Regions from separate parts of the Homo sapiens genome. Here region 2 is linked to region 1. Evidence: chromatin contacts called from ENCODE Hi-C or POLR2A ChIA-PET data. All regions are on one chromosome and are shown on one strand. The core of a region is the stretch at or near the end of the contact, and the rest is flanking DNA. Distances in the headings are between cores, read along the strand shown. Region 1 holds the start of CHST1 (carbohydrate sulfotransferase 1). Region 2 holds the start of LINC02716 (long intergenic non-protein coding RNA 2716).

What was found. A loop is a pair of places that touch in the nucleus more often than their neighbours do. ChIA-PET counts read pairs that join two places held with the same protein, here RNA polymerase II (POLR2A). Pooled maps may share reads with other maps.
Region 2: a map of heart left ventricle shows a loop between it and region 1 (6-fold over the local background). The contact joins the promoter of LINC02716 here to the promoter of CHST1 in region 1. A Hi-C loop is called at or near these places in 54 of 168 maps with a recorded cell type or tissue (Caco-2, GM12878, K562 and 27 more), 25 of 37 single-sample maps with no recorded cell type and 43 of 50 pooled maps. POLR2A ChIA-PET finds 5 or more read pairs at or near these places in 2 of 52 experiments (HEK293 and activated T-cell).

Annotation. Positions count from the first base shown.
Region 1 is chr11:45,662,856-45,668,658 of GRCh38, forward strand. CHST1 (carbohydrate sulfotransferase 1) reads right to left here and starts at 2,767. Exons shown (of 4, transcript NM_003654.6): 1 at 2,323-2,767. RefSeq lists an enhancer at 1-609.
Region 2 is chr11:45,768,309-45,774,111 of GRCh38, forward strand. It overlaps LINC02716 (long intergenic non-protein coding RNA 2716), which reads left to right and starts at 3,124. Exons shown (of 2, transcript NR_027134.1): 1 at 3,124-3,406; 2 at 3,685-4,050. RefSeq lists an enhancer at 2,816-3,317.

The sequences.
Region 1 (5,803 bases), core at 1,517-4,016:
GGGTGGGGAGAGACAGCCCCTCTGACAGGGAGGCCAGAGCCTTGCCCACCCCTCACAGTCCCCACCGAAGGGAGTTGGTCCAAGTCCCGCCACACTTGTGGAGCCTGGTTTTACTATATGTTTCCCTTCTCCCCCACCACAGCCGCTACACCGAGTCCTCTGAACAAGTCTGTTTCCATGGAAACCATACAGTGACTCAGGGCTTCGGGACCTTCTCTGAACCAGATTATGAATATCAAATGCTCCCTCCCCACACCAATGCAGAGTGGAGTTGGGAAAGTAAAGAGAGATCCACAGCGGGCAAGGGAGGGAGACAGAGGGGTAGGCAAGGGGAATCTAGTAGGGCATGAACCTGGCCCCCAGGGAGGACCTGGCACTTGAGCCCCTCCTGCAGACTCAGTGGAACACAGAGGTACTCCTCCTCCGATGCGGCCTGACACACACCCCTCTATCAGTGTCGTCAGCACCACCCTTGCCCAGGAGCTAGGGCCCTGTCGGCAAGGGTTGGGGGGAGAGTGGTCAGGGGGATACATCCCTCTCCCAGCAGGGGCCTGTGACTCACAGAGATGGCTCAGGGGCCAGGACAGAGGGAAGCTTGACTTTGGATGTTGGGGAGGAAACCCCTGGCCAAAAGCATTGCAACTACTCAGCAAAGAGGGAGATTTGGATTTTAGGGAAAATGCGTTTCTGCTTTGAGATGGGGAAGCCGGGTGTTGAGTGAAGGGGGCTGGGGGTGGCACCTGGCCATGATTTTGAAGACCCAGCAGAGTTTGGGGGATGATTAGCAGAGACTTGCTCTCCCTGGTGCCCCTCCCCTCCCCACCCCATCACTGTGAAGCATCCTGGCCTAGGGCTGCTCACCGCCAGGATGAGGGACTGGCAACAGGAAAATCAAAGGTGCCATGCCAGGCTCCTGGCCTCCTGCAGGGGTTCAAGGCTCAAGGGCAAATCCACCCATTCCTTTCCCCAGCAGCTCCCTAAAGACCCGGTAGGGAGGGGAATTGAATAGGTTGGAAGCCTGATACCTCCCTGGTGAATGTGATGTGTGAGTCATGACGATGAAAGCACTTTGAAAAAGAAACAGGGTCATCATGATGCCTGGAAGTGTCCCCACTGCTGAGGACAGGAGCCTGGGAACTGCCTGCCCAGGTAAGGTCTCTGCCTGAGACAGCAGGCCCCACTGCAAGGGGCTGAGGAACCTCTGGAGGTAGACACCTGGCCCACTCGTTCCCACCTGCTTGCCTCTGACGTCCCTGTGCTGGTCAAAGCAGCTTCCTCCCAGCCAGGGTGCCTGACTCCTGCGCCCAAGCCTGCCCCCAGCTCCTCCCACCCCTCCAGAAGTTGCTGGACTGAATTTCTGTCCTTGACTGGACAGCCACCTCCCCTGCCCCAGCCTCCAGCTCCCTGTCAATGGCCGGCCCAAGCCCGTCTTCAGGCACCTGGACCCTAGGAGTGGCCCTTCCTAGGGAGTCCGCTGCCGAAGAGCAGTTTTAAGTCCACCAAGAGGAAGCCGGCCCCAGAGCTGAGGAAGGCAGTCCTGTGAAAGGGCAGGCCCGGGGTGGGGGAGGGGGCACACCTGAAATCAGGCCAAGGTGCCACTCCAGGACGACCCCCGGGTCTTACCTTCCTCAGGCAGCCTGGCCTTTTAACGCCCAGCATCCCAGCTAGGGTTACTCTGGGCTGTTACCGCGAAAGCCAGCACTGGGTCCCTGGAGCCTGGGAGGGGCTGATCCCCGGGTCCTACCCAGAGAAGAGCGGGAGGGTTGTTCCGGCTTTCCGTGGTGGGCTCTGCACCATCCGGCGGCTCCGGCCCCACAGGGGCCCAGCTCATCGCAGCGGTCTGGGTGCGGAGGCCGGGCCAGGGCTGGGAGCAGGAAGCAGGGAGCGGCGCCCCCGCCTCCGGGTGCAGCTGGGTTTGGAAAGTTGGTGCGGGCGCGGGGACCTCAGGGTCTCAAGGCGCCTCCGCAGACCCGAGCCAGGCGGGTCGTGGGACGGTGAGCCCGGAGCAGCCCCTGAGTGCGCTCCGCAGCGGAGGGGAGCCAAGCGCCTCGGGGGCCACCGCGCGTCTCAAGTTTGCTGCCCTCCTCGAATGGGGGCAGGGAGGGCTGAGGTGATCGCGGCGCTCACCGGCCACCAGCCCCGGCAGCCCCTTCCTGCGCCCAACACGCCGCCGTTCCTCGCCGCCGCCACCCCTCCGCTCACCGCCGGTAGCTGCTGTCCCCGAGCGGAGGGGCGTCTCCCACCGCGCCCGCGCCCCTCCCGGCTGCTGCGGCGGAGTGTCCGCTCCCGCCCGCCCCGGAGCCCGCGGGGCCCGGCCAATACCTGGTCGGGGACGCGCCGGGAGCAGCTGCAGCGCCCAGCGCCGGCTCCATCCTCGGGTCTGGAGTCAGGGTCGCCGGGGACCCGCGGGTGGCGGCGGCGGCAGCAGCCGCGGCGGCATCCTCCGCCTCCCGCGCCCTCCTCCTCGGCCTCCCTCCTCCCTCCTCTTCCTCCGACTCCGCGCGCGCCTCACGGGCCCCTCTTCATGGCCCGGGGGCGCGAGCCCGGGGCGGCTCGAGCAGCTGAGTGCGTTCTCTCCGGCCGGACGCGGGACCCGGGGCCGGGGCTCAGGGACCCGAGAGATGCCGGGACAGGGGCCGGGACCCGGAGCGCCGCAGCCCCGGGCGCCGGAGGAGAGCAGCAGCCGCAGGCACCAGAGCCTCTCGGAGCGCCCGCCCGCGTCCCCGAGCCAAGAGCAGCGGCGGCAGCGGCGGCTACAGCTCCGAGCGAGCGGCAGGCGCTGCGGTCCCGGCTCCACCCCCGAGCCGCCCGCCCCTTCTCCTCCCCACCCCTTCGGCGCGCGCCTTCCCGCCCCCCGCGCCGCCCCAGCCGCGAGCGCCCTGGACACCCACTCCGCAGCCAGGCTCCGGAGCCCGCCCCCACCCACCCGCCGGGGGCAGCCACGCCCACCACCCGGACTTCGGGCGGCCGGCGGGCAAGGGCACCGGCTGTCTCTGGCACCTCTCCGCGTAGCCTCCCTTCCCCTTACCCCCGAGGGCGCTGCTGGCCGGGCCGCCAAAGCCTTTCGCCCCCCCAGCGCCCCTCGCCGCGGAAGTCCTGCTGGAGTCCCAGCCTGGCCCCTGGCCCAGCTGTCCTTTACCTCTTGCCCAGCCAGCGGCACAGAGGGACTTCAGAACCCAGAACTGAAGCCAACCATCTCTGTGTGCAATACCCTGACACACACCCCTAGCCTTTCCTCCTTCCCCGCCCCTCTGCTTCTCAAGTGTGGGGATGAATCATTTGTCCCCGCTGCAGTTGTCCCTCTTGGGCAGGGTCAGGGGGTGTCTTAATGGGACCTTAGAGTGGGTTTGCTGGCTGACCGTCTTCTAGGCCGCTCCTCCACACTGCCCACCTTCTTCCTACCAGACTGCCCCTGGCTTTCTAGGTGGCAATCTGGAGCCACCACTGCTTTTATGGATGAGGGATGGGGACAGAGCTGGCCAGCCGAGCACCTTGGGCCTGTATCCTCTGCACAAATATTGACTGAGCATCTTCCACAGGCCTGGCCTTCATGGGCACCAGGGACTGGTTGATGAACCTCTCAGAGTGGAGTGGAGGAGAAGCAGGGTGCATGAGCAGAGCAATATCATGTGATCAGTGGCCCCTGGGCTGGAGAGGACGGCCAGGAGTCCCAGCTCTGCCACCACATCTGACATGACTGAGGCTGCCCACCCCAGTGGCCTGTTTCCTCATCTGGAGACTAGGAAGGTGCTTTGTCTGGCTGAACCTCTGATGCTCCTCAGTTCTGACCAAATGGTTATTTCTGAAGCAGAGGAACAGTCAGCCTTCATCTCCACCTGGAATCTCTGATTCCCGACTATAGCTCTCCATCACTCCTGGACTGGGGCGCAGAGAGCAGTGGATGGCTTGAAAACTCCAGGCATTCTGGGAAAGCCTCGTCCCCGATGTATGGGCAAGCAGCTGCTGCCTCCATCCCACACAGTGAAGCACAGCAGAATGGTTAGCACAGCAGTTTCCTGGGTCAGAGGAACCTGCTGTGTGTTTGCTGGGTGACTTTGTGTGAGTGATCAGCCTCTCTGCGGCTCAGTTTCCTCATCCAGAAGACAGAGGTACTGATCCTCACCCTGTAGGGGTGTTGTGAACACTGGATGGTAATGTGTGTAGAGCATTCAGCAGTGTCTGGCAAGGGGGTGAGTACTTAATAATTGCACATTGTTGCGTTCAGGGTAGCCAGGAACAAACATTCACTCACTCGCCAAGAGGAGAACATGACAGCTGCACTTCCCTGGAGGACTGGGCTCTCGGGTCATCAAGAAGGTCTCCCTCTCTCCACCCAGAGCAGATGGTATGAAGGCCCTTGCCCCAAGGGTCCCACTAGACCAAATGGTCATTTATCTTGGTCACAATTGCAAACTCATAACTATAAACTCCTCTCCCCCATCTCCACCCCCATCAAGCTGGAGGGGCTAACAGCACCTTCCAGTGCGCATTCCTGTAGCCACAGCACCTGGGATGGCAGAGTCAGTCCTCAGTCCTGACTCCAAGGCTACCAAGTCTGTTTCTCCACCTGCCTTCCCCCTCCCCACCCCCACCCAGGGAGTGGCAGCGTACTGAGATGCCTAACAAGAGTGGTGCTGACCTTCCAAAAGCTAAGACTTCATGTTTCCAAATCGTGACTGTCCCTCTATAAAAAACCAAGCTCTAATAGCCTTGGGCTGAGCCATCAGAACCTTCCTTTTCACCCAGAGTTAATCCCTCCCCAAGTTTTCAGGCTGACGAGAATAGTCAGGGTTTAGAGAAAGCTTTCTCTATCTTGCACTACCAGATCCAGCGCCTCATTTTTCAAATTCTGGTGTATTTCGGGTAGAGAGGAGGGAAAAGTACATCTGGCTGACATGAAAAGATTGGTGTGGTTGTAATGTAAAGACAGAGTGGAATTTGGGAAATTTTTGAAGAACATTTAAACTCTAAAAATAGACAAAAGACCCGCTCTCAGAAACACTAGGATTCTGTCTCCCATTTCCTGGAATCCCCCACTTGACAAACATGGGTGTTTTAGGAGTGCCTATGGTGTGGATTGCACTGTGACAGGTGCCGTGGGGAAAAGGGGGAGGGGGAAACAGAAGCAAAGGGCTTGTGCTCAAGGAGTTTGGATCCTACACAATGAAGCAGCAAAGAAAAGTCACTACAAATACAATCAAATACAAAAAAATTTAGCCTTGGAAGTCAGAGGGAGGTGGACCCTTGGAGGGCCATTCAGGGAGGGCTTCCTGGAGGAGGAGAGAGTTGAACTGAGGCTTAAGAGATGGTTGGAATGTAAAAAGGCAGAAGAGCAGGAGAGCCTGTGAAAGGAAACAGCAGCTGGGTGGGCTCATTTATGGGACAGGAGGGAGATTAATATTAGTGGCTAATGTTTGAGGTCTCAAGATGGGCCAGGCACTGTGCTGTTGGCTTTGTGTGAATTATTTTATTTAACTCTCAAAATAACCCCTTGAAGTAACCAATGTCATTCCCGTTTTACAGATGAGGAAACTGAGAGCTGAAAAGTTTAAGCAACTTTCCCAAATTTACAGAGCTGGTGAGCAACAGCGCGCCACAGCAGTCTGGCTTCCACATACCTGGGCACTCTGCTCTGCCACTCTGGCCAGGCTGACTCTAGTGGGGGCACCTGCAGGGAGGAGCTGGAGGTCAGGCAGTCTAGGGAGGCCAATGGCAGGTGGCAGGGCCTTCAGAAGCCCTCAGACAGAGGCATTTCCTGAAATGCAGCCCTCTGGCCTTCCTAGGGAACTCTAAAATGAGATAT
Region 2 (5,803 bases), core at 1,874-4,373, 110 kb after region 1:
TTTAAGGCCTAGCTTGGAACCCACACATCATCACTTCTACCGACATTCCATTGACCAAAGCAAGTCAGTGGCTGAGCTCACCATGGATGGTGTGGGGAAGAATATTCACCCACAGTGAACCATGCAAGGGAGGGAGGGAATGAAGAAGCCTCAGCAAAACTCCATCAAACACGTCTTCCTCAACAGTGCCTCAAAGATCTTGGAACTGACTCATTGGCCTGGCCTGGGGTCAATGCCTGAGGGAGGTAGGAGTAAGGGTACAGCTAGGGGTCTCCCATATGGGAAGAAGGGTTATTTCCCAAATGGAAGTCAAGGTGTTGCTGACACAAGAAAGGGCAATGGATCCCACATAGGCAATGAATAAATAATTACATAAACCAGCACTCAGCAAACGGCAACGTGAAAATAAATCACCTGAGATGCTATTACAATGCAGATTCTGAGAGCCAGGCATGGTGGCTCCGACTGTAGTCCCAGCTACTAGGGAGGCTGAGGCTGGAGGATCTCTCAAGCCCAGGAGTTCGAGGCTGCAGCAAGCCACAATCGCACCACTGCACTCCAGCCTGGAAGACAGAGCAAAATCTCATCTCTTTAAAGAAAAAAAATTCATTTAATAAAAAATAATGCAGCTTCTGATTCAGTAGGTCCAGGGTGGGGCCTGAGATGCTGCATTTCTTTTTTTTTTTTTTTTTTTTTGAGACGGAGTCTTGCTCTGTCACGCAGGCTGGAGTACAGTGGCGTGATCTCGGCTCAGTGCAACCTCCGCCTCCCAGGTTCAGCAATTCTCCTACCTCAGCCTCCTGAGTAGCTGGGATTACAGGCACGCACCACCATGCCCAGCTAATTTTTAGAGACGGGGTTTCACCATGTTGGTCAGGCTGGTCTCAAACTCCTGATCTCATGATCCACACGCCTTGGCCTCCCAAAGTGCTGGGATTACAAGCGTGAGCCACCGAGCCCAGCTGAGATGCTGCACGTCTAAACAGTCCCAGATGATGCTAGCAAGGACCAGTAGCAATGAGCAAGACTGAAATTGGGAGAGTCTCTCAGCCTTCTGATGCCACATTCTCATTTACAAAATGATAATTCCACCTGCCACACAGACTTTTCTCAGCCAGGAAGATGGTGCCCTCGGGGGGATAAGGTGATGCGACATTTGTGCTGTCACTCACCTCCTGCCTGCCCCCTGCACCTCGAGGCCTCCCTCAGCCCCCAGGAAAGGACTCACAGCCCAGCCAGCAAGGAGACAGGAGGAAGATATCACAAAGTGAGTGCAGCTTCTGTTAACTGCCTTAAGCTGCTCCCTGCAATAATGTTGGTGTAATCCATAAGATTCAATTATGGTTATCAGACAATTAGGCACACCACAGCGAGGTTATTGCATAATTAATGCTCAGTCCCCATCTCAGCCTCTGAGAGTGACACAGGTTACAAGATTCACCTGCCCCGCATCTGGGAGAGGAGCAGGGGCACCCAGGATGGGGAATGACCTCCCTGTGGGCTCAGAGGAGGATGTTCTTAGGACCCCAGAGGCATGGCAAAGGGACAGTGTGTGGCTGAAAGAGCTTGAGTCAGTGTGTGCCCAGGGCCCTCACGCCTGCCATTGTGTTTAGGACTTGGGCTTTAATCTCTGGAGCGAGATTCAAATCCTGCCTCAACTACTGATTGGCTATATGGCATTAAGCACTCGCCTTACATTTTTAAAGCCTCCATCTCCTTGTCTTTTAAAGAAGGGAATTGATGATGTTATGAAAACTGGATGAGAGAGTTTGCATATTGGTTAGATGGTTCCTGCAGTACTATTTTCATTATTTCCCTCTCTGAGCCTCAGTGTCTTCATCTGTAAAATGGGAATAATTAGCCTCACCTTGCCTAGGCTTGAAAGATCAGCCGGTAGTTTGAGACCTGCCTGGGCAATATAGCAAGACCCTGTTCACCACAAAAAAGGAAAAAAAAAAGGATGAAAGATCAGTTTGTGAGTCAAGTAAGACACACATGTGAACGGGATGTGTGGAGTGCTTTGCTAACGCGCCATTGTCTTAGTTACTATGTGCCTGGTTTTCTGCTCAACCCTCCAGGGTACGACTTTGTACAAGTCCCCAGGTCTCAACAGGACAGTGGGTGATCAGCCCACCTGAGAAGTGAAACTCATGATTTGGGTGAGTAGACTAGAGGAGAATCACTTCTTTCTTTCTTTTTTTTTAGACGGAGTCTCGCTGTGTCACCCAGGGATCTCAGCTCACTGCAACCTCTGCCTCACCGGTTCCAGTGATTCTCCTGCCTCAGCCCCCCGAGTAGCTGGGATTACAGGCACACGCCACCACACCTGGCTAATTTGTTATTATTAGTAGAAACGGGGTTTCACCATGTTAGCCAGGCTGGTCTTGAACTCTTGACCTCAGACGATCCACCTGCCTCAGCCTCCCAAAGTGCTGGGATTACAGGCATGAGCCACCATGCCCGGCCTGAGAATCATTTCTTGAGCTATGATCTGTAACATTCAAATGAGCCTCAACGGACACAAAACAGAAAAATCATCAAAAATGTCGGTGAAAAGTTCAGGTGGGAGAACTCAGGTGATGGTGCAGACAGAAGCAAGTAGGGGAGAAAGCTGGCTTCAGGGAGAGTGGTTAGGCCTTTGTGAGAAAGACTGGGGACTTCTCATATCATCCTCTGTGTCCCAGTTCCCAAAACACACACGCACATGGGCACATGCATGCAGGCACACAAAAACAAGCCCATACACCAGACGAAAAAATACAGATGCAGGTACACACACATGGACATGGACATGTGTGTGCCTGTGCCCATATAAACAAACATTAGTGCACACACACACTCACACACACACAGGCTCGGGCAGTATGTGCTCACACACAACCATACACACAGATACGCACAGAGGTACATTCACACACAGACCAACACACACAGGCACACAGATGCATGCACGCATGCACGTGCGCGCACACACACACACACGTGCACCCACCCTCAGTGATAACCTTCCAATCCACTGGCCTCTCCGAAATTAGCACAGACCATTTTCCCACGACCCTTTCTCGCTGAGCGTGTGATTCCAAAACTGTCCACAAGAAGGTGCTCGGGAGCCAGAATTCAGGCGTTCCCGGCCCGCGGACGCTTAGAGAGGGGAGCTTCGGAGTTATGGGGGGACCCACCCTTCCATTTAATAACTGAGAAAGCCACGGGAGGGGACTTGCTGGGCTCACAGCCAGTGATCCCTGCCCTGTTTCCTTATGGGGACTGCGGTCAGAAATGGGGAGTGGGGCAGAAACTGTCACTGTCACGGTCCTGTTTAGAGAGGAAGGTCGGAGAAACCAGTGCCGTGGAAGGCTCTGGGGCGTTGACAGGCGCTGTCCCCAGCTCACCGGCTCTATGACCCTGGGTAAGTTACCTGGCTTCTCTGTTCCTCAGTTTTCTCGTCTTCCCTGACCCAGGCTTTCCCGACTCCTCTAGGGGCCCCTTCCCCTCTCCATGAACACCTTCAGATCTCGGACTGTTTTCTCCACTCAAGTGGCATCTCAGCTATCCCCTCCCGGGTTAGGCCTCCCTGGCCCCTATTTAACGGTGTCCCCACCCCCACCACTATCTTGTTTGTACCAACACTTGCTGCCTGACAATGCACACTTGTTCATTTGTTCACGTTTATTTTGTCTTCTCCAGAAGAATGGAAACTTCGTCAGAGCAGGGACGTGAGGGTGAACTGCTCACCCGGGCACCGCTGGCGACCGGAACCCAGCTCCCTCCGGGCTCCGGGAGAGGCGGCCTCAGCTGTGTGCTGGTGCTGCCCTCCAGCGGCGCTGGGTCCCCATGGCACCTGGCTTTCTCCTGCTCCCCAGGGGCCTTTTCTTCTCCCGCCCACCTGTCACCAGCCGCCAGGGCAAGTCTCTGTGTGACTCTAGGGTGAAGGTGGAGGGACCTTGCCTCCGAGGATTCATCCCACCCGGATTCCGATGAGTGAGGGACCCTCTCTGGCACCTGGTGTTTGAATGGCCAGCCTCACAGTTAATAAAGACAAGTTTGGTATCAGCTGTGGGATCCGTCCAGAAAAAGACACCTTTGGGGCAGAAATATAATGGTGCCTGTCTCGACATAGTCTAATAAGGAAAGAAAGACAAGCCAGTCCAACGGTCCCATTTTACACATGAGGTCACTTCATCCCCACCTAGGACAGGAGGGTACAACGGCCTGGCCTAAGATAACCCTAGAATATGGTCACTCATTCTTCCACCCACTGAGAACCTCAGGGCAGTAGAGTTTTATGCAAAGCATGTGGTCCTGAAAAACTTGCATAATTCAAAGCGTGCATAATTTCTGACTAATTTTGCCAGAGAAATGAATGCAAAGTAGAAAGGATAGGTTGCATACATTACTCCAATTGTGGCATATTTTTGCCTTAATGCTGCTTTTTATTTCCCTGGCATTATCGCTAATATTTCATAACGCACTCTCTGCTAAATTAACAGTGCAGCATTTCCTGCCGGTGGTTTGGCCTTCTTCATAACGTTTTATCACATCTCACTTCCTTTCCAATGTTATCGATTTTCAGGTGCGTTTTTCAGCACCACCACTTAAAGAACACTTGGATGACATTGTTACAGGATATGGGTAAAATATTTAAAGTTATAATAACTGTGAACATTGAGAAAATGGCACACCAGTCACCAGAATCTCCTGCAGAAATTAGAAATTCAGAGGCATGTAAACAACAGTGCATGCATATAGAAAGCAGGTATTTCTATTTAATAACCAAAGCAACGTCGCCATGTGGCAGGTTTACAGTCCTCATTTAACAGCTCACTTAGTTCCTCCGACTCAAGGAAACTGCAATTCTTGACAGGTTTTTTTTTAACTGAGGGGCTTGGCATTATTTCCAGCTTAGTGCATAAACATGTATTAGCATTTTTATATTGCACCTTGCCAAAGTCACAGTTTAGACTCCCATAAACAGTGACTTCACCCTAAATGGTCACCCTAAATGGTTAAGGCTGTGTCCTTAACCCCAGAAGGGTGGAAATGTATGACTCCACCTAGTCATCTCAGATACGGATTTCAGAAATCTCAGCCACCCACCTCATACTTACACAGGGACCTTTTTGGAGGCAGCATCATCTGAGGCCGCTCTTGCCCAATTTGGCTGGCCCCACCTCCTCCCCAACGTCATCTTCTCTTGCAGTCTAGAGAGGGGGGCTACTCCCCCAATATAGCATCCATATTTAGATCCATGTTGGAGGGTGGGTAGAAAGGGGAGGTAGGATGAGGGAAAATTGAGTCTCAGTTTCACACATTTGTAAGATCGTCAGACTTTCCACATTGCCAAGAAACTCGTCAGCACAACCGCTGTGAATTGGCTTCTTGGCCTTCGTCTGCCCAGAATTGCTTCCAGAATGGCTCCTTCAGCTTGGCCTGAGCTTGGCCCCAGAAAGAGTGCCACGGGCCCTAGGAAGGAGGAAAAGTGGGGCATTCAGGGCAGGCTCTGAACCCACTTGGATTCCAGTCCTGATTCCATTTGCATGTGACCTTGAGCAAGTCTCTATGCAAGGCACTTCACCTTTCTGGGCCTCAGTTTCCACCTCTGTCAAATGGGGATAATAATACCATCTACTTCCCAGAATTGGTGCCAGAATGAAAAGCAGTCCCTGCTGTGATAGTGTCTAGAACAGAGTAAGTGCCCAATAAATATTCCTTCGCTCTTGTTGCAGTTAGAAAAGCGACTGGATGAGGCGTACATTTACTGGTACCCTGGGATGTATAAGGGCCAGTGTCCGGGTGAGGCGATCCT